Linked DNA regions of Homo sapiens: region 2 is linked to region 1. The links are chromatin loops, found by intact Hi-C in ENCODE. Cell type or tissue: heart right ventricle. All regions are shown on one strand. Links, peaks and the distances in the headings refer to the core of each region. The heading gives the core; the rest is flanking DNA. Region 1 holds the start of LOC124901262 (a long non-coding RNA gene). Region 2 overlaps PHACTR1 (phosphatase and actin regulator 1).

Evidence for each region. Hi-C counts contacts between places; a loop is a spot of excess contacts. Peaks named below come from ENCODE experiments on the same cell type or tissue, not always from the same donor. Only the 100,000 strongest peaks of a DNase experiment are listed, where the experiment ranks them.
Region 2: a loop joins it to region 1, with 2.3 times the contacts of the local background. A loop is called at or near these places in 8 of 110 quality-filtered maps.

The regions. Positions count from the first base shown.
Region 1 is chr6:12,960,965-12,963,882 of GRCh38, forward strand. The region is part of intron 4 of PHACTR1 (phosphatase and actin regulator 1); the gene reads left to right. LOC124901262 (a long non-coding RNA gene) reads right to left here and starts at 2,814. Exons shown (of 2, transcript XR_007059459.1): 1 at 2,727-2,814; 2 at 1-1,949. In heart right ventricle, for the core only: no CTCF peak of the experiment used is centred there; no DNase peak of the experiment used is centred there; H3K4me3 peaks cover 789 bases; H3K27ac peaks cover 2,500 bases.
Region 2 is chr6:12,910,415-12,913,332 of GRCh38, forward strand. The region is part of intron 4 of PHACTR1 (phosphatase and actin regulator 1); the gene reads left to right. Among named protein-coding and RNA genes, the nearest start is that of PHACTR1, 200 kb to the left of the region's middle. In heart right ventricle, for the core only: a CTCF peak has its summit at 1,132; no DNase peak of the experiment used is centred there.

The DNA of each region.
Region 1 (2,918 bases), core at 201-2,700:
AGACAGTAGCATAATTACTCTAAAGGGTAAAGATGCCAAAGGCCCTTAAGTTTGGCATTCCATGAGTATTCAGCTTCCTACAAAGTTCAGGATCCACAGTTGCAGGGAAAGGGTTTCCTAAAAGGTTCTCTAGGTATAGGTTGAGCTTCTTAGGAAACTAACTGGATAAAAAAATCTCTCCTGGAACTTGTCCTAAAGAAGGCAGAGTGAAAAATAGTGTAGGGTGTCTTCTAAGAAATCCATGACAAAGATAACACAAATGTCTAAAATTAAGAGAAACAAAAAAAAGTAATCCAACAGAATACAGAAAGATGAGAAACAAGTTTCAAAAACAATTGAGATGGAAAAACACCCAAACTTGGGTATATTCTAATGCTAGGGAAAAAGAAGAAGGAGTGGAATGTTGGAGAAGCAGCAGGGAAAGCGGTATTGAAAGACTTGGTTATAAATTCATGTGCCCTGGGTAAATCATGCCATTGAGTCAGTTTCTTCACTTAGAAAATAGTAAAAATAATTCCTACCCTACTGTCAGGTTATTGAAGAGCAACATATGATATCCTGTGTCCAAACTGAAAGGAAGACAAGAACCTAAAGTACAAACTTGTGTTGATAACTATTTGGGATTAAAGAAATTGACCTCCCAAAGAAGGAATATGTGTGTTACTGAAAACCAGGATTTTCTTATAGATAGTAATGAAGAAAATCACCTTGGATAGTCCATAGCTGATGTATTGGTTGGCTAAGGCTGCCATAACAAAATACTACTGGGTAGCTTAAACAATAGAAATTTATTTTCTCACAGTTTTGGAGGCTGGAGGTCCAAGACTGAGGTACTGGTAAGGTTGATTTTTCCTGAGGTCTTGCTCCTTGGCTTGTAGATGGCCACGTTCTCACCTCATCCTCCCACATAGTTGTCCCTTAGTCTGTGGGTGTCTGTGCCTTAGTCTCCTTCTCTTTTTTTGTTGTTTTTGTTTTTGGTTTTGAGTCAGGATCTGTCTCTGTCACCCGGGTTTGGGTGCAGTGGTGTGATCTCAGCTCTCTGCAGCCTTGATCTCCTGGGCTCAAGTGAACCTCCCACCTCAGCCTTCTGTGTAGCTGGGACCACAGGGGTATGACACCACCTTAGCTAATTTCTTTATTTTTTAATTTTTTGTAGTGACAGAGTCTCGCTACGTTATCCAGGCTGGTCTCATACTCCTGGGCTCAAGTGATCTCACTCCTTGGCCTCCCAAAATGCTGGGTTGAGCCACTGTGCCTGGCCCTAATCTCTTCTATAAAGACACCAGTCATATTGGATTATCCCTCACCCTTATGACCCCATTTAACCTTAATCATCTCTTTCAAGGCCCTTTCTCCAAATAGAGTCACATTCTGAGGTCACATACTAGGGGTCAGGGCCTCAACATATGAATTTAGGAGGGAGCACAATTTGGCCCCCAACAGCTATCAAGTTAATGAAGAAAACTCATTAAAAATGCATTCTTCTTGTTTTAGGAATTGATCAGATCCATTAGGGAACATGGTACAGCCTTAGAAGAAAATGGTATCACCAAACTGCTGTGAGGAGACTCCAGGAAAGGCAGCCTGGTAGACCTGGGCCAAGCTTCCAGAGAAGCTTGACTCTCTAGAGTATATTAATCTCAAGGGAAAGGGAGGACCTTGTTTTATTGACTTCCACCTGGGCATTCTGTCAAAGCACTGGTAGATTGTACCTAACAAGTTTTGCAGCTCTGTGGTGACAGCTGTTCTTGGAGAATGGATTTAACATAGTTTTGAATTAGATGTTCCTTTGAGGTCAAAAGGATTACGGCATGTCTCTGGATAATTTCCCACTTCCTTTCACTGTTTCATCACTTACAGGAAGATTGATCCTGTCATCCAGGTTCCTGCCATGTTCTGCAGAATCAAGCATGGCCTTCTCCATTTCTTCAGTCAGTCCCCAGCTCTCCCTGTCTCCATTCAGCATGAACAGTGATATTCAAGGATATGGTTACTTGAAATACACACACCTCAGCACATGCATGCACACACACACACATACACATTGATTTATATATTTTTGAAACAGAATTGGTCAGTAGAGAGGAAGAGGATTTGCAAGGGGTATTTACAAGTCACTTCCTTTCTAAATGTTGGATCTCAGAATTCAGAGAAAGAGACAGGAAGTCCAGCTCATAGCTGAGGTATTCTCACAAATATGGGAAGTGCAGAGGAACTGACGCTTCTTCCAAATTAACAGACTTGAAAAGGCATGGACGAAAAAGTAATAACAAGAGTAGAGCAGGTGATTTGCAGGCGCCCACAGATGAGGGTGAGCCTGCTCACTGCTTCCTCTTCCCCTCCACAGCTGCACCGTTACCGGGACCATTTGCACACTTTGGTAAGGCATAGACCAGTTCCCTGGTAGCAGCCTGGATCCTCCATTCAAACAGGAAAATGCAACATAAAGGGGGAAATCATTCAGGCAAGACATGTACTTTGATTTTCTTTAAAAAAAAAAAACAAACCAACTGACGATGGTGAAAAAAATATATTAGGAGGAACAAAGGAGCACACATTTAGTAACTTGTAAAACACCCTGCCATGTCTTTCTTCATTAAAAATACAGTATGCCTCCAGTGCCCAAGAAGGATTTGTTCCCTGGGAGTTATGATCCGGGCGTTTTGATTCCCACCTCCTGATTCTCACAAACAGGAACATACTCAATCATGAGTAGACAGACTTACCCTCTACCAGGCTCCATTTCAGAGGCAGAGAAGCAACAGGTTAGTGTACAAAATTAGTTTGCCCAAGCTTCAAGCTATTTGGATGCAGTGAACTCGCCAAGTGTGAAGTGCTCTTGTTGTTATTAGAATGAGGCTGTTGAAAGACCCTGTGATGTAATTCAGAGTATGTTGGCACCTGTATTATTTAGCTCT
Region 2 (2,918 bases), core at 134-2,633, 51 kb before region 1:
CATGCACTAACAAAATGCATATAGTACTTGTTTTGAAAAATAGGAAAAGAAAATCTGCTTGATCAAATTCTTTTTTTCTCTAGGAAAATGTATTGCTAAGAAAAACAAACAGGCTTTACCAAGTGAAAATAAATACCTTCAACTTTTTCCTCTTTAAGTAAATTAGGAAACAGTAACCAAGGATCCAGTTGCAGCTTTGTTCATCAGCACCATGAGCACGTACATATTATTATTGACAGAAGTCCCCTTTTGTCAGTAATAGCCGCCGTCTACTGGATGCCCACTATGAGCAGGCCATTCTCTAATCTTCCACATAGTCATGAAGATGGGCATTTTCCCATTTTGCAGATGAGAAAACTAAGGTGCAAAGACAGGTTAAGTGGCAAAGCCTGGATCTGAATCAGATCTGGCTGGCTCTGCTGCACTATGGCAGTTCAGCAAGTGAGTCTCTGGGAACCTTAGAGATGGGAAGATGGGACATGTACACATAGAACTGTGGCGCATGGTGTCATGTGGCAGGCATCCCAAGGGTGGCAAAGTGGCATAGGAGCTCAGAGGGAAACACCATTTCTGACTGGCATGAAAGCTCAGTTTGGCTGGCAAAGGGGCTGCATGGAGATGGTGAGGAACAGTCCCCAAGGTGTCCAATCACAACCTCACAAACAGTTTGCAAGCCAATCCCCTACAACACTTAACAAAGCTGTGCAAAACTGGTGCTCAGGAAATCCCTGTTGACTTAGAAGGCTCACTACCTTTCATTTCCTGACTTCCCATGTTGTGGATTCTGCCTAGCCATAGATCTCATGGCCATATGTGATTTCCAAACTCTTTGTAGGTTCGTTTCAATTTTCTGTGTTTCTTCTAGTTTCTGCAGAAATCGACATTGGGGGCTTTGTGTTTCAGAAATCAACATTGGGGTTTTGTGTCTTCCAAAAAAAAAGAAAGAAAGAGAATTAGAATATATATCACACCATATCTTACTTTGGAAAAGAATCCCCAGAGGAAAATACACTTTTAAAAATATTGCATATCCTTTATCTTAGCTGGTGAGAAAGTCTAGCTTTTCTGTGAACTTGCCAGAGAGCTGGTAAGTAAAAACAATTTCTGAATAAAATGCTTGCAATACTGAGGTGTCTGCTAGAGGGCAACATATGTTAAATAATAATGTGGCTGTTTTTCTGCAGGATGGCACAAAGATTATCTAGTTCAAAAGCAAAGTCCAGAGCCTATGATACTCAAATGATTTTTTGTTTAAAAAAAAAATCCAGGGTGACCGCTGGCGTCTCAGCTGAAAACCAGCAGCCTTTGCAGTTTTGCTATCTTTCAGGGGGTTTATAATGGATACATTTATAAGTGCCTTTGTACCCTTTCCAAAGAGCTTTACAAAATAATCTCATTGTCATTTAAAGTAGCTAAGTCTTCTCCACCACCAACTGTGAAATCCTCTCCAGAAAGCTCTATTAACTTTATTACCTGAAAACAAATCAATCAAAGAGGAAGGTGAAAGGAAAATACATCATTTAGGACAGAGAGACATGTGATGAGTGTTGTACCTCAAAGCTGCATTTTATTTATTTATTTGTTTGTTTGTTTATTTATTTGAGACGGAATCTCGCTCTGTCACCCAGGCTGGAGTGCAGTGGTGAGATCTCGGCTCACTGCAACCTCCGCCTCCCAGGTTCAAGTGATTCTCCGGCCTCAGCCTCTCGAGTAGCTGGAATTACAGGCATGCACCACCATGCCTGGCTAATTTTTTTGTATTTTTAATAGAGACGGGATTTTGCCATGTTGGCCAGGCTGGTCTTGAACTCCTGACCTCAGGTGATCCACCCACCTTGTCCTCCCAAAGTGCTGGGATTACAGGCATGAGCCACCGTGCTTGGCCCAAAACAGCATTTAATCTCAAGAGCAGACAAGGGTAGGCCCCCAGGGGACCCTATTTGTAACACTAATCAGAGGGCCTATGTTGGTAATTTTTTCCATTATCTGTGGTGCCCACATCATGTTATCCAAAGAGAGACTCCGTTGTCCAGTTTTGAAAAGGTTTTTCTGGCTGGTAATTTTAGTGCATACCTCTAAAGTGAAGCTATGCTTGGTATAAAAGTAAACATGCAAGGGATGTAGATGTTACTCACGTTGGGCCTGTTTCCCCCATGCCTTCCACTCCCCCACCCTGATAGCATACCTTTGCTGAGGAATAGGTTTGTTTCATCCTCATTTATCTAAGAAATGAAGGTTCTAAAAAATTGGCTTGTAGGCTGGGCGCAATGGCTCATGCCTGTAATCCCATCACTTTGGGAGGCTGAGGCAGGCAGATTGCTTGAGCCCAGGAGTTCGAAATTAGCCAGGGCAATATGGCAAAACCCCATCTCTACTAAAAATACAAAAAATTAGCCAGGTGTGGTGGTGCGTGCCTGTAGCCCCAGCTACTCAAGAGGCTGAGGTGGGAGGATCACCTGAGCCCCAGAGGCCAAGGCTGCAGTGAGCTGAGATTATGCCACTGCACTCCAGCCTGGGCAACTGGAATGAGACCCTGTCTCAAAACAAACAAACAAAAACCTGGCTTTTAAAGCCATCATAAATATATTTTGTAGGAGGGATTTGTCATGCCTGAAAAAGCTTCATACCTGTTCCCCTATCTCCCAGCATGCATACTTTAGCAATATCCGATCAGAAACCAAGTTTCCTACAGAAAAACCCAAGGTAGACATACAACCAAAACATTTTAAATTGTTCCCATCTGATAAAAGCACAAAGGATGATGTCTCCTTGGAAAGAGATCATGCAGAATATGGAACAGCACTGGCTCCAGAGGTCATCAGGTGACTAGCCTGTGAGGCTAGGCTGTCAGGCAAATTGGCCGTGAGCTCTCACTGTGTCCCAAGAGCACTTAAAATGTCAAAACCTTCACTCAAATT